Regions from separate parts of the Homo sapiens genome. Here region 2 is linked to region 1. Evidence: chromatin loops called from intact Hi-C (ENCODE). Cell type or tissue: endothelial cell of umbilical vein. All regions are shown on one strand. Links, peaks and the distances in the headings refer to the core of each region. The heading gives the core; the rest is flanking DNA. Region 1 has its middle 86 kb from the start of LINC00378. Region 2 has its middle 110 kb from the start of LINC01442.

Evidence for each region. Hi-C counts contacts between places; a loop is a spot of excess contacts. Peaks named below come from ENCODE experiments on the same cell type or tissue, not always from the same donor. Only the 100,000 strongest peaks of a DNase experiment are listed, where the experiment ranks them.
Region 2: a loop joins it to region 1, with 3 times the contacts of the local background. A loop is called at or near these places in 2 of 110 quality-filtered maps.

The regions. Positions count from the first base shown.
Region 1 is chr13:60,751,921-60,765,125 of GRCh38, reverse strand. No RefSeq gene overlaps it. Among named protein-coding and RNA genes, the nearest start is that of LINC00378, 86 kb to the right of the region's middle. In endothelial cell of umbilical vein, for the core only: no CTCF peak of the experiment used is centred there; DNase peaks (open chromatin) are centred at 5,445 and 9,605; H3K27ac peaks cover 1,546 bases.
Region 2 is chr13:60,804,646-60,817,850 of GRCh38, reverse strand. It overlaps the pseudogene RNY4P31. Among named protein-coding and RNA genes, the nearest start is that of LINC01442, 110 kb to the left of the region's middle. In endothelial cell of umbilical vein, for the core only: no CTCF peak of the experiment used is centred there; no DNase peak of the experiment used is centred there; H3K27ac peaks cover 465 bases.

The DNA.
Region 1 (13,205 bases), core at 2,276-10,275:
CTAAATAACACAGGCCAGGTGCAACGGCTTACACCTGGAATCCCAGCACTTTGGGAGGCCAAGGTGGGTGGATCATCTGAGATCAGAAGTTCAAGACCAGCCTGACCAACATAGTGAAAGCCCGTCTGTAACTAAAAATACAAAAATTAGCAGGGCATGGTGGTGGGCGCCTATAATCCCAGCTACTCGGGAGATTGAGACAGGAGAATTGCTTGAACCCGGGAGGCGGAGGTTACAGTGAGCCAAGATTATGCCATTGCACTCCAGCCTGGGTGACAAGAGTGAAATTCCGTCTCAAAAAAGAAAAAAAGAAAGAACCAAGAAAGAACTAAACAACACAATACAAGAATTTCACAATGCAATCACAAGTATTAACAGCCAAATAAACTAAGCTAAGGAAAGAATCTCAGAATCTGAAGAATGGTTTTCTGAAATAAGATAGACAAAAATAAAGAAAAAAGAATTTCAAGCAATGAACAAAACTTCTGAAAAGTAGGCGATTATGTAAAGAGATCAAATCTACAAATCACTGTCATCCCTGAAAGGGAGGGGGAGAAAGCAAACAACTTGGAATACATATTTCCATGAAAACACATTGTCCATGAAATACATATTGTCCATGAAAACATCCCCAACCTTGCTAGAGAAGCCAACAGTCAAATTCAAGATATACAGAGAACTCCTGCAAGATTCTACAAAAGAAGATCATCCCCAAGCACATAATCATCAGCTTTTCCAAGATCAAAATAAAAGAATGTTAAAGGCAGACAGAGAAAGGGCAGGTCATCAGCAAAGGGAACCCCATCAGGCTAATAGCAAACCTCTCAGCTGAAACCCTACAAGCCAGAAGACACCAGGGTCCTATGTTCAACATTCTTAAGGAAAAAAGTCTTCAACTAAGAATTTCATGTCGAGCAAAACTCAGCTTCCTAAGTGAAGGAAAAATAAGTTCTTTTTCAGATAAGCAAATGTTGAGCAAATTTATTACCATCAGACCTGCCTTAAAAGGGATCTTGAAAAGAGCACTAAATGTAGAAAAAAAAGACTGCTACCAGCTAATACAAGAAAATACTTAAACATACAGATCAGTGTCACTGTAAAGCAACCACATAAATAAGCCAACATAATAACCAGCTGACAACACAATGACAGGATCAAATCCACACATATTGATACTAACCTTGAATGTAAATGGGCTAAATGCCCCACTTAAATGGTACAGAGTGGAAAGCTGGATAAAAATGGAAAGCTGGACAATGCTATGCCATCTTCAAGAGACCCATCTCACATGTAGTGACACTCATAGGCTCAAAATAAAGGGATGGAGGAAAATCTATCAAGTAAATGGAAAACAGAAAACACCAGGGGTTGCAATACTAATTTCAGACAAAACAGATTTCAAGCCAACAAAAATCAAAAATAAAAAAGACAAAGAAGGGCATTACATAATAGTAAAGGATTCAATTCAACGAGAAGACCTAACTATCCTAAATATAGATGCACCCAACAGAGGAACACCCAGATTCATAAAGTAAGTTATTAGAGAACTACAAAGAGACATAGACTCCCACACAATAATAATGGGAAACTTCAGCACTCCACTGACAGTATTAGACACATCGTCAAGGAAGAAAACTAACAAAGACATTCAGGACCTAAACTCAACATTGAACCAAATAGATATGGTAGGCCTTTACAGAACACTCCACCCCACAACAACAGAATATACATTCTTCTCATTGCCATATGGCACATATTCTAAAATCGACCACATAATTGGACATAAAACTATCCTCAACAAATGTTAAAAAAAATTATAACACACACACACTTAAGACCACACCATAATAAAAATAGAAGTCAAGACTAAGAAAATTGCTCAAAACCATGCAAACACATAGAAATTAAACAACGTGCTCTTGAATGACTTTTGGGTAAATAATGAAATTAAGGCAGAAATCAAAAGTTTTTTTAAACTAATGAGAACAAAGATAAAACATATCAGAATCTCTGGGACACGGCTAAGGCAATGTTAGTAAAATTCTTAGCACTAAATGCTCACATCACAAAGTTAGAAAGATCTCAGATTAACAACTTAACATCACAACTGAAAGAATTAGAGAAGCAAGAATAAATCAACCCAAAAGCTAGCGGAAGATGAGAAATAATCAAAAATCAGAATTGAACTGAAGGAAATTGAGACACCAAAAAAAGTTCAGAAAATCAATAAATCCAAAAGTTGGTTTTTTGAAAAAACTAATAAAATAGGCCACTAACTAGAGTAATAAAGGAGGAAAAGAGACTATCCAAATAAACACAATTAGAAATGACAAGAGAATGTTACTACTGACCCCACAGAAATAAAAACAACCATCAAAAACTACTATGAACACCTCTATGCACACAAACTAGAAAATCTAGAAGAGATGAATAAATTCCTGGACACATACACCCTTCCAAGACTGAACCAGAAAGAAACTGATTTCATGAACAGACCAATAACGAGCTCTGAATTTGAATCAGTAATAAATAGCCCAACAACCAAGAAAAGTCTTGGGACCTGATGGGTTCAGTCGAATTCTACCAGATGTTCAAAGAAGTACTGGTAGCATTCCTACAGAGACCACTCCAAAAAACTGAGGAGGAAGGACTCCTCACCAACTCATTGTGTGAGGCCAGCATCATCCTGATACCAAAACTTGGCAGAGATACAACAAAAAAAGAAAACTTCAGGCCAATATCCTTGCTGAACATTCATGTAAAAATCCTCAACAAAATACTCACAAACTGAATCCCAGCAGCACATCAAAAAGCTAATCCACAATGATCAAGTAGGCCTCATCCCCGGGATGCAAGGTTGGTTCAACATACACAAATCAATAAAGGAGATTCATCATATAAAGAGAACTGAAGACCAAAACCACGTGATTATCTCAACAGACACAGAAAAGGTTTCAATAAAATTCAACACTCCTTCATGCTAAAAACTCTCAATAAACTAGATATTGATGGAAGGTATCTCAAAATAATGGGAGCTATTTATGACAAGCCCACAGCCAGTATCATACTGAATGGGCAAAAACTGGAAGCATTTCCTTTGAAAACCAGCACAAGACAAGGATGGCCTCTCTCACCACTCCTATTCAACATAGTATTGGAAGTCCTAGCCAGAGCAATCAGGCAACAGAAAGAAATAAATGGCATCCAAATAGGAAAAGAGGAAGTCAAACTATCTCCGTTAATATATCTAGAAAATCCCATAGACTCAATGCAAAAGCTCCTCCAGCTGATAAACTACTTCAGGCATGTTGCAGGATACAAAATCAATGTACAAAAAACACTAGCATTCTATACACCAACAACAGCCAAACCCAGAGCCAAATCAGGAAGTCAATCCCATTCACAACTGCCATGAAAGAGTAAAATACCTCAGAATGCAACTAACAGTGAGGTGAAAGATCTGTACAATAAGAATTATACAATAGCACTCAAAGAAAAAAGAGAAGACACACAATGAAGAAACATCCCATGTTCATGCCTAGGAAAAATCGATATCAGATTTCCAAGAGAAAAACGAACAACACCATTAAGAAGTGGGCAAAGGACATGAATAGAGACTTCTCAACAGAAGTCATACATGCAGCCAACAAGCATATGAAACAAAGCTCAACATCATGAAAACCACGATAAGATACCTTCTCACACCAGTGAGAATGCTTATTACTAAAAAGCCAAAAAATAACAGATGCTGGTGAGATTGTGGGAAAAAAAGGAATGTGCATATACTCAGAGAAATATAAATCATTCTACCTAAAGCCACATGCACGTGAATGTTCATTGCAGCACTATTCATCATAGCAAAGACATGGAATCAACCTAAATGCCCATCAACAACAGCTTGGATAAAGAAAATGTGGTACATATACACCATGGATACTATGCAGCCATGAAAAAGAAACAAGAGCATGTTTTTTGCCAGAACATGGATGGAGCAGGAGACTATTATCCTGAGCAAACTAATACAGGAACAGAAAACCAAGTACCACATGTTCTCACTTATAAGTGGGAGCTAAATAATAAGAACTTATGAGCACAATGAAGGAAATAACAGATACTGTGGTATAATTGAGTGGGGAGATTGGGAAGAGGGAAGAGAGAAGAAAAGATAACTATTGGGTACTGAGCTTAATGCCTGGTTGATGAAATTACAAGTTTACTTATGTAACAAACCTTCACATGCACCCCTAAACCTAAAATAAAAGTTAAAAAAAATAAAATTTTTTAAATGCAAAAAGAAAAAAGAAAAATAAACTCCCAAATCTTTACTCAATATTAATCATCCCTAGCTATTGGTGAACATCATTCTAGATACTTTTCTATGTGTGTATGTAGATAAATGAATACATAAATAATAGCAAGAACATTTTTAATTAGAATTGTGTCAGATATGGAGTTTAATAAAAACCACCAAACTAATTTTTCTTGAATCCAACCTTATAAAGAAACTAAAACAATCAGAATTGCTCAACTGTAGTTAAATATTTCTTTACAAATTCAATATCAGATCCTAAAAGAGATATCTAAAAATCATGAAGAATAGTGACACATTTATTCTTATTTTATGAATATTGCTGTATCACAGCAGTATTGGATCATTTCACTTTTATATTGAAAAATTTTATCTTGAAATATTTGGCTGTTTCAGCCAAATCCCTCCTTGCCCATTCTGAAGCAGATTTCCTTAACCTCATGTCCGTAGACACCCCCAAAGAATCTGTGAATAGAAATCAAGGGTTTGTACATGTAGATGGAAAAAATTCCATTTTCCCTAACCTTTAAGTGTAACGTGCACTTTTCCTCAATTATGAACTTAGGTAACAAACCACAGTAGTGTCAGCATTACCTGTGAGTTTGTCACTAATAGAAATTACTTATATTTCCATATTACTTACTGCTCTTGCCAATCTTAAATGGTGTTTTACACTTATCAATGTTTCATTAATCAAGGAGCACTTATATTTCTTCAGTACAAATTTATTTTTTACATACTTTTATATTTGCATTTCAATTTAATTGGTTTCCCTTAAAAACGTACATTTTTTATTTTATGCATTTAAAACATACTGAGAAGGCATTCACAAACTTCAACTGCCTGCAAAGGGGTTAAAGTATCAAAAAGGTTAAGAATCCCTGTTTTGAATGCTTTTGTCAGCCCCACCCCCAATTCTCTTCACCCGAGTTATAGGAAACAGATCCTTTCTTGGTTCCGGTGGAAGCCGATTAAGAGAAAAGAAAGGCACAACAGTCACAATCCCCCCAGCAGACAAATTCGGTGTTCATCATTTCCAAGGCTACAGCTTCTTTATTCTCGGTGAAATAAAATCACATTCCACAGATGCCAGATCCCCATATCACTGGCTTACAGATGGGCTTCCTGCCAGTCAACAAATACTGTTGCCAAGGCTTCTGCTGTGACATTCTGATAAGACTGGAGTCGTGCCTTTATAAAGTAACGACATTTTTAAGGCAAATGATTGTTTTATGATGGCCTTCTGACACTGTCGATATGTAATGAAGTAGTTAAGTCAATCAGATCCGAATCACAGGGTCATTCTACTTTACTTCAGTCAATAACAAGACCACTTATCTCCTGCTGCTTTTCATATCTTACGATGACAGTAGTTCCACTGTGTCGAACTATTACCTTCATAGCTTCATAGCTTCTCAGAAAGTATAAGTGAATAGAATATATGTCAGGTATTTATAAGTATCTGAGTATGTATGTAGTATATATAAATTGTAGTTTTTAATATTTAGAATTTGTATGATTCTAAACACACACACCTTTTTGTGAAAGATAGAAATAGCAGTATTGGTAGTATACTAACAGGTAAATCTCCACGTTCCTAGTATTTATGTCAGCCTTAGTTGTTTTCAACTGCAAAACTCAGCATGCATTCCAATGTACTGCATAAACATGACTATATTAAATAGCAAAATTACCACCTATCCCTATTATACCATGGGCACATTAAAATAGAAAAACATGATTTCATATATATATAAAACTAGTAATCAAGTACTAATAGATTACCTCAAGAATTTTTATGGGTACAAAAGTGCCCTTGAAATCAGTGGGTGTTTTGTTCAAGGAAAGAAGAAAAAGAACATAGTCATGTTCCCTAGTTTGAAAATGAAATTTTTGTTTCATTACTGGTACCTATTGCTGGGTTTCATTCAACAAGCATTGGCATGCCACTGCTTGCAGTTCCTATAAACCTTGAGAGCTAGGAGGCTGAAGGGACGAAAATTCCAGAAATGGGATTCAGAGACTGTGTTCTACATACTGTTAAGTATACAGGGGCTTTTTACACAATATTAGTCCATTCATTTGTATAGTGGAAGCTACTGCCTTACTCAAAAGGTGGCCATGAATATTAATTGAACTAAGACACAAGTAAAGTGCCTGGCAGAAAGTAGCTGTCCAATAAGTATTAATTTCACTATTTCTACCACCTTTAACATCTCAAGACCTTATACAGCATAGGGTTCAATGAAACACCCACTTTAGTCAAACCCCTTAAATGAAAGATCACAAAACAAAATACTCCTAGACCCTGGATAAATGTGAACCAGCTCAGTGGAATGGTGAACTCTGTGATGAAATGGAAATCATAATTCCTACTAAAATCATGCAAATTCTAAACATTAAATAACACTCTATGTGCTACATAAGGCACCAAAAGGCATCATTCAGTATGCTTGGCAAAGCAGCTACAATTGATAAGTGGAACTCAGGGAAAATAAATTTCTCAGCCATGCAGGGTTCTTTTTTTCCTATGGAAGTCTCCTACAAGATCCGAAAGAAGCCATGTGACCCAATACTAATCTATTGGTGTTGTCATTGTTATCATTTTTAATTATTGAATCAACCCAAGTCTAGATACTGAAGAAATTTGTTTGGTGTCCACACAAGCATATAGTGCATTGAACCCTAGAACAAAGTCCTGCCTTTCTGAGCAATAAACATTTGCTTTTGTGATACTGCCCTGTGTGAGAAAAGGACAAAGCAGAAAAAAAAAGAGGTACAAGCAGAACAAAGGAGGAGCCTCTGTGTACTTGTCCCCTACCCAGAGGCATAAATACCACCCAAGTAGTGCCCTGTACTGCAGGATAGCAATTGAAAAGAAAAGCTCTCTTCAGTGAACATTTCCTTTATGCTCTTTAACTAAAGCAAGAATTTTTGTTTGCTGGCTCAAACATTCTGCCTTAAAAAAAATGTATAACACAGTTTAGGTTCTCTTATTCGTTTTTGCCTTCTTTTTTGCAAGGTGGGGGAAATATAAATCATGTGTCCAGGCATACATGATTGTTAATGCCATGTCACTGGGGATCTTAAGTATGCGAAAAGGTTAAGTGAACTTGATTTATCTACTGTCCGAGATTGTCATGCCGAGAATACTGAGTTGCTACCAGAAGGCGAAACTTAAGACACATTTCTCAGACGGGCCTGGGCCACTTTCCTGTGCTGAGTGATGTGACTTACGATGTGTGTTCCTCCTCTGATCTATGAGTATCTGTCTGGGTTTGTGGAATATGGGAAGCAAAGACTGGTGAATATGGACATTCACAAGGCATGACCAGCTCTAGAGTTAGTAAGGTTGCAGGGTTATAATCAGCTGCGGTTATCAAGAATATGACAAAGTATTAATAATGAAGGAAAGGAGTACATGAAGTGTGAAATGACAGTCGGGCTTACATAAATTCTCTATTTGGGACTGAGCACTCGATGGGGCTGAGGCTAAATTCAGAATAGCCAGGAAAGAGGAAGGGGAATATAGGAATATAGAAAATGAAGCTGTACCTCACTGGTGACCATCTGCCAAACCAGATGCAGGCAGAAACCTGCTAGTTAGCTGAACATACGAAGCAGATTATTCTCACTGTTCTGGGTCAAAGCCACCAGCTAATAAATCCAGTTGGTATACCCACAAATAAAAACTCACTGTAAATTAGGGGCTACCAGTGGAAACTTGGTCCCAGAAATCAATAGAGATTTCTGACATCAAGTCTCCAAGCACTGGCCATGCTCAAAGTCAGGTGCTGTGTCAGCTTCATGGTTCTGCGTACTCCACCAGCTTGGGAGGAGGATCCTAGCCAGCAGATGTAAGGGCAGGGACTATAGTCTGGCACCCTAGGTATGGGGCATCTAGTGACAAGCAGATTGTCTGGCAGGACCCAGACTGGAAGGTTAAACTTAATCACATATCAAGATAGAAGCCCAGTCTCATAAACTGTACAAATGCATCCAAAGACTTTGGCCCAAGAGACACAAAGCTTTCTAGGATTTCATACAGGCATACTAGTTTCAGGTTTGCAGCTGCTAAGCTATTTCCAGGCCCTTTTCTTTACTATTTACTTATATCCAAGCTTTTTACAAAAGGACATCTATATGTCATCAAACATAGCAGAGATAGCAGGTTGTCCATCAAAGATTCTGGTTCCCCCATTCATAGTATGTAGCTGTTGCCAAGAAGCAGATGGCAAGCCAAGGATCACATTCCTTAGTCGTCCTCCCTTAAGTGATGTCATGTGAATGGTTTTTGCCAAACAGAGTAACGCATGCCACTTTGAGCCAAGTTGCTTAAGAAGCAAGTGTGCCTACTCTATCCTCTCTCGCAGCTGAATGCGAGGACTATGCAGAGGGAAGGCAAAGCCATGCAATGAAGGAAGTCTAAATCCCTGAATCATCCTGAGGAAGACAGCCCACCAGCCGGGAACACTAGCACTGAATGATTATGTGAGTGAAACATAAACTTCTCCCGTGTAAAGCCAGTGAGAGGGGTAGCAGCAGCAAGTATTGCTCTAATCAAGACCCTGAGATACATACCACACAATTAAAATTAGCAAATGGGAAAATCAGTCCAAAGGGAAGATACATAAAGCCAACTTTTAATATTGGCGCATGCACACATACACATAAAAAAATATGCCTAAAGTTTGTAGTGTTTCCCTCAGATGTAAACAAACCAGATGTCAGAACAAGATTTATCTGGTTTTAAGAGGTTCTCACCTGGGTCTTTACACAGGAAAACTATAATGTAACACACAACTAGAGGTGTGGTTAAAATGCATGTTTTAGAGTCAGAGAGTATGGCTTCAAATTCTGGTTCTGCAACTTACAGGCTGTGTAAACTCAGGCAAGTTACTTAACATTTCAAAGCTTCTATTTTCTGAACTGCAAAATGCAGATGATAAAAATACTTTATTAGAATTGTTGTGAGAATAAAATGAGATAAATCCACATAAAATGTTTGAAAAGTACACTCTACATGGTGCTAAGTGTGTGTGCTAAATCAAACTGAGCCGTTATCAATATTACTATTTTTTTAAACCATAAGTCTGGCTTTTAGAAATGATAATGAGTTCTGAATCATAGTATGCCTCTGAAATATTAGAATAAAGTAACCCAGATCCTGACACTGCCTGACACCTGGGAGAGATTAGGAGGTAGGGTGCCAATCAGATATCACAGCTCAGAAATGCTTTGTAGCATGTCAGAAGTTGAGTTCTTCCCTCGCCCCCACTTATTTGTGGCAGGATCCCAGACTCCACCTGCTGGTGCAGATAAGGCTCCTGAAACTCAGTTCCCACATTCCTCAGGATTAACGCAGAGCCTGTACCTTGAAGACATTAAGGTCTAAAAATGAGCAGAAATAGGGAAGACAGTGCCTGACATCAAGGGTCCTTCAAGAACAAGAATTAAGTTCTTTAACAATGTAGTTAATCTGCCCACCAAGCCAGCAAAATTATGTCAAATTATATTTCCTAATCTTTCCATCAGCGCTATGATTTTGAATTAGACTCCTTTTCAGAAAAAATTGGGTCATAGTCTAATGGCTTCAGAAAAGGCTTACCCATGCACCACAGATAGAGGAGACATTTATCTGTAGGCCGTATCGTCCCCTGCTACAGATGTATCCCTAATAAGAAGCCCTCCCAATTCTCAGCTTTGAAGGATTAGACAACGAAAACTACAGACACACACACACACACACAAAGGTCCAAAGTCCAACTCACTAGTAACCCCTCAGAAAGTGATTTTTTTTAGCATTTAACTGGCTTCCCTTGAAGAAGAAATTATGCTACCCTAAAGTAAACTCTAATCTGTTAGCCCACAGAGAAAAGGCAGCAAGCTACCAAATATCTGCTCATCACAATGAGCTTAAATGAAGCATGGATTTAAGCCTCTTTTATGTGTATAACCCACGATCTTTATTAGAGTTTACTTTGCATAATTAACTCAGGGAACTATGAGAAGCCCAGAGCTGTTTCTGAGTCTTGATTCGTTATGTGCTGCTGTACCCAAGGAAGTAAATATAAACAGGAGGGTTTTGCCAGGCTCCCCGGATTCTTGAATTATCCCCAACAAAATGAGAATCGTAGCGTCCTGGAATCCTCTGTGTGCCTGAGAATAAACCCTGAGCTAAAGCAAAAATCAACAGACCATTTCTCTACCTTGGAGAAAAGTAGAAAGTTGCTGAGGGGGCAGTTACAATGATGATAGTGAGTATTTATGCAGATTTGCTTCCCTAAAGCTAATCTAGAAGACTCACAGCAGTGTCCTTAAAAGAGCTGCTATTTGGAAGAACCATTGACTGAAAGAGCTATGGGGGTGGGGAAAAGCAGTTTGTCTTAGAGGAAGTAGCTAGGGCTCTGCCACAGATTGTCCTCTGGGTAAGTCATGAGGAATGAGGGGACTTTAAGAGCTGAGAGATGCTGGCTGGGTGTAGAGGCTCATGCCTGTAATCCCAGCACTTTGGCGGGCGGAGGTGGGTGGATCGCCTGAGGTCAGAGGGTTCAAAACCAGCCTGGTCAACATGGCGAAACCCCGTCTCTACTAAAAATACAAAATTAGCCAGGCATGGTGGTGCATGCCTGTAATCCCAGCTACTCGGGAGGCTGAGGCAGGAGAATCGCTTGAATCCGGGATGTGGAGGTTGCAGTGAGCCGAAATCATGCCCTTGCACTCCAGCCCTGGGCAACAAGAGTGAAACTCCATCTCAAAAAATAAAATAAAAAATAAAGAGGTGAGAGTTGCTGACACTGGACAGGAAATAGAAGAAGTAAAAAAGTAAGACAGTTTGAGAAGATGACAGACCCAAGATATCAGAAGCTGCCACCAGATAAAGGGAAACCCCAAGGAAATGCCTACTTAGCCTACTCAGGACTGTCTTGGAGAGGCATGAGACAAGGCGTTCAGCCAAGAAGGTCCTGAACTCCTGAAATCCCCATCCTACTTTCCACAAAACAGTCATTCCTCAGGCAAACAGGAATGTCAACCTCCCCTCTTTATGTACATCCAGGAGGAAAAGGAGTTTGCTCTTCAGAAAGATAAAATACTAACCACTCATTAAATAACTTGGAGAAATTTAAATTTCAGAATTTCTGGCAGGAGTTCAAGTCATAAGATTCCTTGTAAGAGATACGTCAAGAAACAAGGGTTAATATGATCCAGAAGTATCTCTCATTGATGAAAGAGTTGCCCTGATGAATCTCAGTTTTAAATTCTAATAGGAAGGTGTACTCAAACCTAACAGGCTTGGAGAAGCTAGAAAAAAAACCATAAGAAGTCACCTAACCCATTTTTTTTTTTTTTTTTTTTTTGAGAGATGGAATCTCGCTGTCACCCAGGCTGAAGTGCAGTGGCACAATCTCGGCTCACTGCAACCTCTGTCTCCTAGATTCAAGCAATTCTCCTGCCTCAGCTTCCCAAGTAGCTGGGACTACAGGCATGCAACACTATGCCCAGCTAATTTTTGCATTTTTAGTAGAGACAGGGTTTCACTATATGTTGGTCAGGTTGGTCTCGAACTCCTGAGCTCAGGTGATCAGCCTGCCTCGGCCTCCCAAAGTGTTGGGATTACAGGCAAGAGCCACCGCACCAGCCCGACCCACTCATTTTAAAATTGTTTCCTGGAGCCTCAGGGTGCCACCAGAGGCGCATCAATGACCATCGTGTTTTACAATGGACAATTCTCCCTCAGAGAGGTTTAGGAAGGAACCAGATTGGTCAGAAGTGAATCAGAGCTACAACTCAGGTTTCTTGACATCTGATATTCCACCCACCATGCTACACTGTTTCTCATCTCCTATATAATTGTTTTTTCCATATAATTTTTTCTCAGAGCTCTTTATTTAGATTTTCTGAAATTCCCAAGCTAAAAAGCAGGAGTCAAACTATACTCATAGAGCTTATTGTGAATACAACCCAGGAGCTGATGTATCCCATAACCAGAGGTGAATTTTTGAAACTACCTTGGCTACATCCAGCAGGGGGGAAAAAAGTGGGAAAGTTTCAAGATCCAGATTCCAGTAAGAATCTTCTCTACCCTAATCCTAAGGCTGTTTCACACATGGGTAGGATTGCTGTCACACATGTAATTTAAGGTTATTACTGTGTGATTACCACCTCCTCTATTGAAGCAGAGATTAACATTTTGGCATTCTTAGAGAATAAGGCCACATTTTCAAGAATTCCCTGGAAGGCAGAAAACAATCATCAACATCCAATAAGGCCTTCCGGTGAATTAGTATATTAGATCAACCAATTGCTATCAAACAAAAATAGGGGAAAGGCTGGTGCATTTTAGCATGAGAGAAAAAGAAGAGAGAATATATAGAAATATATATTTATTTTATATGTGGAAAAAAATTGAAGGAATAAAAATAAATAACTCAGGCTCAAACATAAAAAGGGTGGAGGGACACCACCCAAGTCACCCAAGGCAGACTTGGACACCATGAGGACTTTGGGTCCTCAGAAACAAGAGCCTAAGTGGACAATAAGTGACCAGAAAAGGAGACTAGAAAATCTTCAACTTTTCTTCTTACCCAGCAGCAGTCTTGCCTAACAATTTCCAAAACTTAATACAGTGATAACTAGAGCTGAGCCCATTGTGAAATTATTAAAAGAAATGTGGGTTTCATATATATGTATATATAATTATCTGATTTACTAGGCAATATTTCTTTTCTTGTATCTTTTCTGTGTTTGCATATGTGACATTGTAAATGACTTTGAAAATAATCTTCAATTCTATCTATTCAACTGTTTTCGTTTCCTCACTACAGCTTTCTAAAATTCTCACGTAATATTCAGATTGATTTTTTTGCTACCCTTATGAAATCTGCTAAGATTTCCA
Region 2 (13,205 bases), core at 2,879-10,878, 52 kb before region 1:
TAAATATTTAGAGCAACCACTAAAAAATTTTACCAAGAGACACACCCAAAAATACTCTAGATAAATCAAAACAAAATTCTAGGCTGGGTGTGCTGGCTCACGCCTGTAATCCCATTGCTTTGGGAGGCCAAGGTGGGAGGATCACTTGAGCCCAGGAGTTTGAGACCAGCCTGGGCAACGTGGTGAAATTCCATCTCTACAAAAAATAGAAAAATTAGCTGGTGTGGTAGCATGTGCCTGTAGTTCCAGCTACTCTGGAGGCTGAAATACAAAGATTGCTTGAGCCCAGGAGTTCGAGCCTGCAGTGAACCGTGATCAGGCCACTGCACTCCAGCCTGAGTGACAGAGTGAGATGCTGTCTCAAAAATAAAAAATAAAAATAAAAAAAATAAAAAAAAAATTTAAGCCACAGGGAGGTAGAAAAAAATAGAAAAGCAAAAAATAAAATGGCAGATTTAGCTCTGACATATCAATGAGTACATCAAAAATAAATGGTCTAAATACATCAATTAAAAACTGTCAGCATGGAATAAAATATAAAAACTATATATTGTCTTTAAGAAACTCACTTTGAAAATATATATATAGGTAGGTTAAAAGTAAAAGTATTAAAAACATATATCATGCAAAGCTTAAAATAAAGCAAGATGGGCTATATTAATATCAGAAAAGTAGACTTTTGAAATAAAGAAAATTATAAGTGACAGAGAGGGACATTATGTAATGATAGAAGGATAAATATATCAAGCTCCATATATCAAAACATTACATTGTACCCCAGAAATATATACAACTATTGTTTGCCCATTAAAAATAAATTTAAAAAAGGATATCAAGGAAATATTATGAATAATTCTTCACACATCAATACGATATCTCAAAAGACATGGACCAGTTCCACAAAAAACACAAGCTACTACGTACGCACAAACATAAACACATAATTTGAATAGCCCTATAACTATTAAGAAAATTGAATTCATAATTTTAAAGTTTCCAAAAAAGAAATCTGTTGGCTCAAATGATTTCACTAGAAAATTCAAACATTTAAAGAAGAATTAAGCTGGTCGTATGGTAATGAGTTATCAGAATTTATTAACATTGATGGCATTAAAGTTGGTATACAACCCCCCACTGCTAAATTTGACTGAAAGAAAGAAGAAAAAAAAGAAGGAAGAGGAAGAAGGGAAGGAAAGAAAGAAGGACGGAAGGGAGGGAGGAAGGAAGGGAGGAAGGAAGGGAAGAAGGAAGGGAGGAAGGGAGGGAGGAGGAGGGGAGCAATTCATACAATCTCTTCCAGAAAATTGAAGATGGAAGACTTTCCAATTCATTTTATGAAACTAGTGTAGTATTGCCCTGATATGAAAACCAGAAAAAAGACAGTACAAAGAAAACTACAGACTCTTATTCCTCATGAATATAAACAGAAATATCCTTAACAAAATACTAACAAATAGAGTCCAGCAATGTGTGAAACGAATCAGACACCATGACAAAGCAGGGTTTATGCCAGGTATGCAGGCCAGTTTAAGATTTGAAAATCAGTTTATACAATCCTTCACATCAACAGGCTAAAGAAGAAACGTCACATGATTATATTGTTGCCTAAAATGCATTTGACAAATTTTTTCGTCATAAAAACTCTTAGAAAAATGCTAATAGAAGAGAATTTCTTAAATTTGGTAATAAGCATCTACAGAAAGTCTTCAGCTAACATTATACTTAATGGTAAAAGACTGAATGCTTTCCACTTAAGATCAAGAACAAGGCAAGGAAGTATGTCTGTCCTCACTGTTCTTATTCAGTATAGTGCTGGAGGTTCTAGCTAGTACTATAAGGCAAATAAAGGAGATAATAGGCATACAGATTGAAAAGTAAGAAAAAAAACTGCCCTATTTGCAGATGATATTACTGGCTGTGTAAAATACCCCAAGATATCTACAGAAACCTCCCAGAAGTAAAAAGTGAATGAACAAGATCTCAGGATAAAAGATAAGCACACAAAATCAATTGTATTTGTATATACTCACAATTAATATGTGGACACCCACACTGAAAATACATTACTATTTACAGCTGCTAAAAATGTAATACAAAGTGTAAATATGACAAAACATGTACAGGATTTGCATGCTGAAAACTATGAAATACTGATTAAAGAAATTAAAGACTTAAATAGGAGAGATATCCCATGTTTTCCCTAAATTGATTTATCAGCTTAATGTAACTCCTGTCAAAACCCCAGCAAGATTTCTTATAGATACAGACAGATTATTTCAATATTTACATGGAAAGGTAAAGGAACTAGGACAGCTAAAAACTATTCTGAAAAAGAAGAATAAAGTGAGAGGGATCTGTCTACCCAATTTCAAGAGTTAGATAGCTACAGTAATCAATACTGAGTGGTACTGGCAGAGGAAGAGACACATGGATCAATGGAATAGGATAGAGAATCCAGAAATAAACCCACACATATTACATATTTCCAACTGATTTTTTACAAAGGTACAAAAGCAATACAATCGAGGAAATATAGCTTTTTTAAAAAGTAGTACTGAAGCAATTGGACATCTATAAGTGGGGAAAAGAACTTTGGCCTAAGTCACATTTGATTTGAAAAATTAAAATGGATCACAGGCTTAAATGTACAAAAGTAAAAATGTTTTAGGAAATAACATAAGAAAAAACTCTTTGGATCTAGAACTATGGAAAAAATTCTTAGATTTGACACTAAAAACCCAGTCTATTTAAGAAAAGATTGCTAAATTAATTTCACAATAAAAAAATTTGCTCTGTGAAAGATCTTGTTAAAAGGATGGAAAGACAAATTATAGACTGAGAAAATATGTGAAAACCATGTATCTCACAAAGCACTAGCATCTAGAATATATAAAGAACTCTCAAAACTCAACATTCAAATAGTAAACAATCCAATTTGAAATGGATAAACTATATGAAGAGACATTTCACTAAGAGGGTATATAGAAGGCAAAGAATCACATAAGAAAAATGTTTAACATCATTAGCCATTGAGGAAATACAAATTAAAACCACAATTAGATATCACCAGATATCTAGCAAAACAAAAATTTAAAGTAGTGCCAACACCAAATGCTGATGACATTAAAGAGAAACCAGCTCATTTATAAATTGTTTGTGAAAATGGAAAATGGTACAGCCCCTCTGCAATACAGTTTGGTAGTTTATTTGAATTAACATGCAAATACCATACAATCCAGCAAATACACGCTTAGGCATTTATCCCAGATAAATGAAAAATTCTGTTTACACAAAAACCTGTACATGAATATTTACAGCTTTACTCATGATAGCCAAAAAGAAAACAACCCAGATCTTCTTCAGGGTGAACAGTTAAGCAAAGTGGTACTTACACACCATGGAATACTATTCGGCAATACAAAAGAATGAACTACTGATAAACACAACAACCTAGATGGATCTCAAGGGCATAGGCTGAGTGAAAAAAATGTCAGCTTCAAAAGGTTACAAACTATATAATTCTATTTATTTAACATTCTGAAGATGACCAAATTATAGAAATGGAAAACTGATGAGTGGTTGCCAACAAAGGAGAGAGTAGACATAGGAGGGAAGAGAGAGGAGCTATAAAAATACAATAGAAAGTATCCTTGTGGTGACCAAAATGTTCTGTATCTCTGCTGTATCAGTGAAAATATCCTGGTTGAGATATTCTACTACAGTTCTGCAAGAGGAAAAGACCACTGGAGGAAAGTGAATAAAGGGTGCACTGGATCTCTCTGCATATTTTTTTTACATATTTTTTACAACTGTATGTGAATCTGGAATTATCTCTCTTAAAGAAATAATTGGGAAAGTCCAAGATCATTCAATAAATGGTTTTGTAACATCTGATTAATAACTTGGACAAAATCATTTTTTAATCTGAAAGACAACATAAATAAATATCAAGAATTATATAATGTTCACATGGTCTTGACTAGTAATGGCTCTTCTGGGAGCAAATAAATAAACAATCCTAAACATGAAAATAAGAAAACCCTGCACAAAGCACTGTTACATAGAGAAATCCCTCCAAAAGAGCATCTACTGATTACATTGTGTACCAAAACTAGTGCTTGACTGTGGGAAACATTTGGTTGGAGATGGAGAAGTATGTGCTGTTCTACAGGAGAAGAAAAGGGTGAGAGATGGCAGCAACAACAAAAAGCTGTTACCTTACTGTCCTTGGAAGGAGTTCGATTCTCAGACCTGGCATGCACCAAACAAGGGACAGCTGGCAAGAAACAGCAATTGTGATGATTACACTGTGTACCCAGAATCCAGAGCTCCACCAAAGAAAGAAAGAGGGCAGGAGAAACTCAAGCCAGGGAAAGGGATGGGCAAGCTACTCCTCCAGCAGTATGGCAAAAGCATGCTATTTGGAAGTGTGTGAGAATAAAGAAACCAAGTGTAAAGAGGATGTGTTTATACCTCCCAGTGTAGATGTGTTTCCCAAACTTGTGCCAGCTTTCTGTAGTTTCTGTCCACCGCTCATATCTCCCCTATTGTCCTCTGCCTCTGGTAGAATACAGGAGCAGTAATGAAAAAACATGGTTCTTAGGAGACAATGGAATGGTCTGGGGGAGGTTATGGTATGTTAAGGAAGTACCAAGGATAAGCAGCACAGTAACCTGAGAGCTAGTAGCCATATATCTCAGGAAGAGTAAGCCTTCTTATCAGGAGGAAGAAACTGGAAGGGCCACAGTTCCAGCCGTTGGAGGGCTGATGAGAAAAATAATAGTAGTGCTTATAATTTGCATTTGGAGTGTGAGTATAGCTGACATGGCCTTAAACAATTGTTTTTCATGCTGCTATAAAGACACATGCACACGTATGTTTATTGCGGCACTATTCACAATAGCGAAGACTTGGAACCAACCCAGATGTCCAACAATGAGAGACTGGATTAAGAAAATGTGGCACATATACACCGTGGAATACTATACAGCCATAAAAAATGATGAGTTCATGTCCTTTGTAGGGACATGGATGAAGCTGGAAATCATCATTCTCAGCAAACTATTGCAAGGACAAGAAACCAAACACTGCATGTTCTCACTCATAGGTAGGAATTGAACAATGAGAACACATGGACACAGGAAGGGGAACATCACACACTGGGGCCTGTTGTGGGGTGGGGGCAGGGAGGAGGGATAGCATTAGGAGATATACCTAATGTTAAATGAAGAGTTAATGGGTGCAGCACACCAACATGACACATGTATACATATGTAACAAACCTGCATGTTGTGCACATGTACCCTAAAACTTAGTATAATAAAAAAAATTTAAAAAATCATTTTTACACAGTTTGACTTATTTTTAAAATAGAGGAAAGAATTGTCTGCTAGTGCTAGGATTAGGACGAGGTTAATTGATGCTAAATCATACAAATGTAAAGTCAGATGGTCTCTTTATTTAAAATAAAATTTGATAATTTTGTTCATCACCTATCTTTTTTGCCTTAGTTTTTAACTTATTAGCACAAGACATTAAAAACTTGTTTCTCTTGATTGCTGCGTTTTGGGGGACTCCTGTGCCTAAGTAAGTGCCTGCCTTGCCTCATCCTATCCACTAGCCCAGATCCTGTTGTTTGCTGCAAAAGGACCCAGTTGATACAATGGGTCAGGTCACAGGGCAAAGCCAATGGGAATCATCAAAATAAAGAAAATGAGAAAAGGAAATGGAAGAAAGCCAACGAAGTTGACCTTAATCCTTGAGAAGGAAAGATAATGGGAATATATCGACTAGGTATGGAATTTCTACCCTCAAAGGCAAAGTTTGACTCACATTTCCCTTTGCTCAGGCTTTGGAAGACAACAGTAAGAATTACCATTTAATGAGTGCTTATATAATATGGGGGCTTAGGTTAATCATTATATTTATATCATAATTGTCAAGTTTACTTTATTAAATATGCACTCATAACTCTCAGTTGTACACATTAGAAAACTTAGACTTCCTCAGTTAAGTACATTATCCAAGGTCATGAAGTTGCTAAGTGGAGGGACGTGTTGGAACTCATGTCTACTTGAATGCAAAACTCCACAGCCTTAATCACTGCCCCATACATACCTACTGATAGAGTCAAGAGAGGATAAGCATCAACAGAAGTTGCAGAGAAAGAAAGAGTCAGGGCTGATATATAAAAATTCATGTTTGCCTTCTAAAAATGTTTTTCCCTGTTCTTAAATAGTATACACATAGGACAAGTTCCCAAACTGGAAAGAACAAAAGCTTGTCTGAATTTCAATAATTCACAGGCCATGTGTGTTCTTAAAGTTGGGGGACAATCCAGTTACCTAACCCATAGGGAAACACATGCAGAACATAGGTAGAAATAAGTAGAAAGTACTAGTGCTCATTCTTACCCCACCCCAATCAGAGGAGACCTAAAATGATCTGTGTAACATCAACCAGAGAGAACATTCCCCAGCCCGTCAAAGGCCTCTGAGTATAGAGACCTGACTGTGTTGGCTGCAGCACCTGCTACTGTGCCAAGCCTAGCAAGAAGAATACAGTACTAGAAAGTGAGATTATGAGACAGTTAAAGCATGTTTTTTACTCTTTGTATACCTCATATATCTGGACATAATGGTATAGCACATTGGAAACCAAATGAGATCCCCTGAGGCTGACCAAATGAGGTCAATAACTCATCTTAGTCCCCAAAGATATTTGTTTTTTGCTCTTCTATCTGTAACATAAAGGAAATGCATCACAGAAGTGTGAATAATCCTGAATAAAGCGATCAGAGTTGCATATTTCCATGGTGCCACAGGGAATTATTCAAAAGTATTTGTCAGAAATAGCAAGATAACAATAACAGTTGGTCCCAAAGCACTCTGGTTTGTAGGGAAGGACATTAGCTCACATCGGAATTTAGATTAATCATAATGTTGATATGATATTGTTAATTGTTAATATAAAAGGCTTAGATATCCCACAATGAAAAGACAAGAACACAAACTTTGTATTGTTTCAGTTTGAAAGTTTTATTTATACAATAATCCTACTAAGAGGTTAACCACTCATAATTCTTTGTTTTAGTAGTGAATCATAAGAGCTTAGTAAATGTCATTATCATAACATGACCAATCTTTGCATTTCCAAAAACCAAATATACTTTTAAATTAAAAGCTAGATGGGGTTCTGTGTATTTTGCCTAAACTTACTGAAAGATTACTATCAATTCCTGACAAGGTACTTCTCTTTTCAAAAAGATTACACTTAAAGAAGGATTTTCGTCTTACTCTTGGGAAAAGGAATTGGAAAAAGATAAGCAAAAAGACATGCTACAGTGCACTGTGGGGTAGTATTTAATTCAGCCTTACCCCAGCCCCTCCTCAAAGAAATCCAAAGTGGCAGGGATGTCAGTAAAATTAACATAGACATTTTAAGGTGGTGTTCTATACAAAAAATGCAAATTTTGGTAAATATTCAGAGTAAGCCATTGTTTAGGTAGGCCTAGTTACAATCTGCCATACCTATAGTTCATAGACATGACTAGCAAGGGACCCTACATAGGGAAGTAATAACCTGGGCATCTGAAGTGTGTAACCCCAAGGGATACTGTTCCCATTGCAGTCACTGCAAACAGCAACCCTTGGAGTGGGCGGTGAGCATCCTGCACAGCTGTCTGCCTTGACCCTGGACACCCTGATATCAGAAAATCAAACTACATGTAACAAGCACAGCATTTTTAAACCAAGTTAGTTCTATTTTATAAATCACTTGAGCCACATATTCCAAGCCTGGCAGGCAGAACAAAAAAAGCAGACTCACTTAGTTCAAATCAGTGTAGGAACATTTAGCTTCTTTCAGAACTATCAATAGTACTTACCTTAAAACTGTACATTCAGGCAGCTTGATGGCTGAGGTCTGTTCGGTTTGGTTTCTGTTGATCTTTCATCTCTGCTTCAACTCCCACTTGTATCATATCCACCCCATAACCTGATATCATGCTCAGCCCAGTCTAACAACTGCCTTAGCCTCAGAACCCAGCCCAAACCAGGCCCCATTCTGAACAGCCTGAGACAAGCAGAAGTCAGAGGGAGAGAAAGAAGACAAAGATTAAATATTAAATTCATTCTTTAGAGGTGGTTGAGATACTAAGTAAAAATGGCCTTTTACATTTGTTATTCAATAGATGTCCATTTTTTTGGTTTTTATTTAAATACTTATATTTTAAGGAAAGGGAGACAGAAATTACCAATGCATTTTCTCACCCAAGAGTACAGATGTGGACAGGCAATAATAGTGAGAAAGCGTCAAAAGGAAATCAAATTCCAGAGGAATTCTTGTAACTGATGCCACATAGGATTATTTTGGGGAGCCTAAAGCAAGGGTACTATAAGGAGGATGAACAGTACAAGGTAAACCTGGAAGTAAATATTTAGGTAGAACTCACCAGAAATTCCTTGAGCTTAATCTTCTTTTCCTCTCTCTCAACACTGACACTTGTCTTTCCAACCCCCAAATCCAAGCTCCACCCTGAAAATTTCCCAAACAAGCTTTAGTCCTTGAACTTAATATCTGCTCATCTTGGGGTGGTCTGCAGGATCTGCTTGTATGATCATCCATCAGCAGATGTGTAGGTCCACAGCACAGCCTCTGCTCAGGATGGTCTCATAATAAACCTGAAAGGCCCTCAGATTCTGAATAATGAATACTGTTATATGTTTCTCTTCCTTGTGGTATTTCTCAAATAATAGCCCCAATTCCTGACGGAATTGCTGTACTCATACCAGTACGAGGTTCCTCCCCCCACCGCCACTAGACTATATTTAAGATAAATTGTTCTCCCTCAACTGCTGCCAAAGTAGCAATGATAGGATAGGGAGTTTCCTTGTTTCCTGGAGCTCCCTGAAGAAGTTAGAGCCGCTGAAACTCTGAGAGGATGTGAAAAGCATTAACATGTATTTCTTTCTTTCTCACTTAGTTCAAATGGACTGAAAGAAAAAGAACATTTATGTCCATGACTACTTCAGGTAAAGCCTCAAATCCTCTGGTTTCTCTAAAGTTTTCACTTTTGTGTGAGAAAGCATACTGTCTTTCATCAATAAACCCATAAGGGCTTTAGAGCTCTTCAATCCTTGTAAGTAATCCCAACATGATTTAATACCATTTTCTGGTTTTGTTCTTCACCACTATAGCAATTCAGGATGGATTATAAAGAATCTATTTTTATTTCTAGGCTCCCAATTGCATCACAATATGCATTTAAAACAAATCAGAATTATCCTAATGCTACAAAATTGTTTTTATATTTCTCTATAGGCCTGGAAGAAATCTCCAGGATCCATAATAGGCAATTTCCTGGACATAAAGTGAAACCACAGTATAACCATCCCAGAGAAATAACTGTTTCACCTTCTTATAGAGACTCACAAAAGTGGAGATTCCAAGATATCCTTCAGTTACTTCAAATGTTAACATCCCTCAATGTTGGCAAATGTGTTCTGATCCGTAGAGTCTCATGTTCTTATTAAACCTGTTCTGTTTGTTCCTCAATGAAGAGATGTATCGGGTGGATATTCATTTTTATTTCAATGCAGTAATCATTTATTAAGCAACTCCTATGTGTAAGCACTCTACTAAGCACCAGAAATAATGAAATGAAAGATATAATCCAAGCCCTCAAGAAATTCGAAATCTAGTGAGAAAAATAGACATGTAGACATTATAATAACATTTGTTACAACAGAGGCTGGGTAATATTCAAAATATTTAAACATTACAATATGGGCACCAACCTATCAAAATGGAGACCTATGGTAGGACCAGGAGAAGGTTCTGAAGGACACTCTGTAAATGCTGCAATTAAGCATCATAGGAAAATGTAAGGAGTGTGGGTGACAGCAATGATGACCTGCAAACAGAGGATGTAGCTCTGTAGGTCAAGGCACTGACAATTTTGCAATTGATATTTTTAAATTTCAATATTTTGCAACTAGTTTGGTCATTCTGATGCACAAGAACTGAATACTAGCTTCACATAAAAAAAATCATTCTTAAAATAACCATTCTTAAGTCAGCACTAGCATAGTTCAGGGGTGACCACTGAGGATTTTCTGTGACTGTCCTTAATGCTGCTCATCTAATATCCTGATTTTACCTTCTTGCAAGTACATGATAGAATTGCACATTCTGTTCTTTTGAGGCAAAACAGAATTCTGTGATTTGCTTTGGCCAGGGAAACATAAGCAGAAGTGATGTGAAAATGGTAGAAGACTTTAAGAGCCATTAAAGGGTTGGCTTAGGTTGTAAGAAGGAGCACTGATGACTGTAAGCAGAGGAATAGTAAGAAAGAAATGGAAGTGAAAGTGTCTGAACCAACACAACTGATAAGATGATGAGAAGCAATGTGTTAAAGAGGTAGGCAGAATTCCATCATAAAATAGCCATATGGGGTGCCAAGGAAAACAGACTTTATCTTACAGGTAGGGTCAGGGATATAATGACCAGAGAGCCTTAACTCTCCTCTCAGCTTGACTAACTTTCGACAAGTTTATTCTTGACTTTAGGCCAGTGACCTCTCTATTTTTAGGGCATTTACTTTGGAAATCTTGCAGTTATAAATTCTTTCTCTGATCCTTGAGATACAAATCTTATACAGCCAGGAATGTCTTTCTCAAGAACCTGAGAGCCATCCCTTTGAAATATAATTATTCAGAGATCATTACCCCTCTCTCTGCCAGTCTCTGTGGGAGGGTAAAATCTTAACTTCAATAAGTACTTATTAGCAAACACAGATGACCTAACCACATTGACTAACCTCCTCCTAATATACTCTAGTGCTTTTTGACTGGCACTCTTACATATAAACTCTTATAAGTGCTAGTAAATTTCCTGCCTTTTGTTTTAGCTGAGTTCAATCTATCTCCTCTATGGCAATAGTCTTGAATAAAATCTTCCTTGACTGTTTAACTTGTCTGATGCAATTTTTTTTAATAGTAACGATACAAGTAAGGAGGTAATCCAGCAATCCAGATAACTAATATATTAACATGACCTGATAGCTGGTCAGAGACAGAAAAAGTAATCACTAAGGTGGCTCTATCTGTCTTGGGATAATGCTGTCTTTTAAGATGGGGAATCAGTGAAGGAATGCTGCAAAGGCAAATCAACTGTAATGCCATCAGAATTTCAGCTTCTGGGCCCTTCACTTCTTCATTCTCTTCCAAGGCTCAAGTAAGCACCAAGCAAAATATTACTTTTTTAAATCTCTGCAAAAATAAGCTATTTTAAGTGTATTTGGTAAGAATACTTTCCAGGTTCTTTCCCCTATAACTTTTCCTATGTGACTTTTTTCCTTGTGTCAGATTGTATTGATGTGAGCATCTGTGGGACACTGGTGAAAGGAAGCTAGTTTGAGGAGATGCTCGTATTTTCAGCTTGGAAAAAATTTGGGAACATTTCCATAAGTGAAGATTAACAGATTCCTGATTAGCATTTATATAAACTGTACCTGCTCTTTAATTCTTTTAAATTGTGATTAAAAATAATGGAATATGAAATAAAACTGGTAAAGTTTATCAATGAAATAAACAAATATATATTATTCTGATGTTAAAAATGAAAAAAAAATTCTAACAGAAAACAGATCATTCCTAAAGCATAAATTTAGTAAGAGGAAAAGATAAAGTACAAATAGAAGTAATAAATAGCCTTTAATAAACAAGTTAATGAAAAAGAGTGCCTCATATAAATACATTGGAAAAGGATTTAAATTTATGGCTGATCTGACATGACATACTGCTATTGACAAAGATAATATAAAATTCATGATTAAACATTAAAATACAGATATTGGGAATAGGAACAGCTCCAGTCTACAGCTCCCAGCGTGAGCGACGCAGAAGATGGGTGATTTCTGCATTTCCATCTCAGGTACTGGGTTCATCTCACTAGGGAGTGCCAGACAGTGGGCGCAGGACAGTGGGTGCAGCTGCACCATGCGTGAGCTCAAGCAGGGCGAGGCATTGCCTCACTCGGGAGTTCCCTTTCCTGGTCAAGGAAAGGGGTGACTGACGGCACCTAGAAAATCGGGTCACTCCCACCCAAATACTGTGCTTCTCCGATGGGCTTAGGAAATGGCGCACCAGGAGATTATACCCCGCACCTGGCTCAGAGGGTCCTATGCCCACAGAGTCTCGCTGATTGCTAGCACAGCAGTCTGAGATCAAACTGCAAGGCAGCAGCGAGGCTGGGGGAGGGGTGCCCGCCATTGCCCATGCTTGCTTAGGTAAACAAAGCAGCCAGGAAGCTCCAACTGGGTGGAGCCCACCACAGCTCAAGGAGGCCTGCCTGCCTCTGTAGGCTGCACCTCTGGGGGCAGGGCACAGACAAACAAAAAGACAGCAGTAACCTCTGCAGTCTTAAATGTCCCTGTCTGACAGCTTTGAAGAGAGCAGTGGTTCTCCCAGTGCGCAGCTGGAGATCTGTGAATGGGCAGACTGCCTCCTCAAGTGGGTCCCTGACCCCTGACCCCCAAGCAGCCTAACTGGGAGGCACCCCCAAGTAGGGGCAGACTGACACCTCACACAGCCAGGTACTCCTCTGAGACAAAACTTTCAGAGGAACGATCAGACAGCAGCATTCGCTGTTCACAAAAATCCGCTGTTCTGCAGACACCGCGGCTGATACCCAGGCAAACAGGGTCTGGAGTGGACCTCTAGCAAACTCCAACAGACCTGCAGCTGAGGGTCCTGTCTGTTAGAAGGCAAATTAACAAACAGAAAGGACATCCACACCAAAAACCCATCTGTACATCACCATCATCAAAGACCAAAAGTACATAAAACCACAAAGATGGGGAAAAAACAGAGCAGAAAAACTGGAAACTCTAAAAAGCAGAGCACCTCTCCTCCTCCAAAGGATCGCAGTTCCTCACCAGCAACGGAACAAAGCTGGACGGAGAATGACTTTGACGAGTTGAGAGAAGAAGGCTTCAGACGATCAAACTACTCCGAGCTACAGGAGGAAATTCAAACCAAAGGCAAAGAAGTCGAAAACTTTGAAAAAAATTTAGAAGAATGTATAACTAGAATAACCAATACAGAGAAGTGCTTAAAGGACCTGATGGAGCTAAAAGCCAAGACTCGAGAACTACGTGAAGAATGCAGAAGCCTCAGGAGCACATGCGATCAACTGGAAGAAAG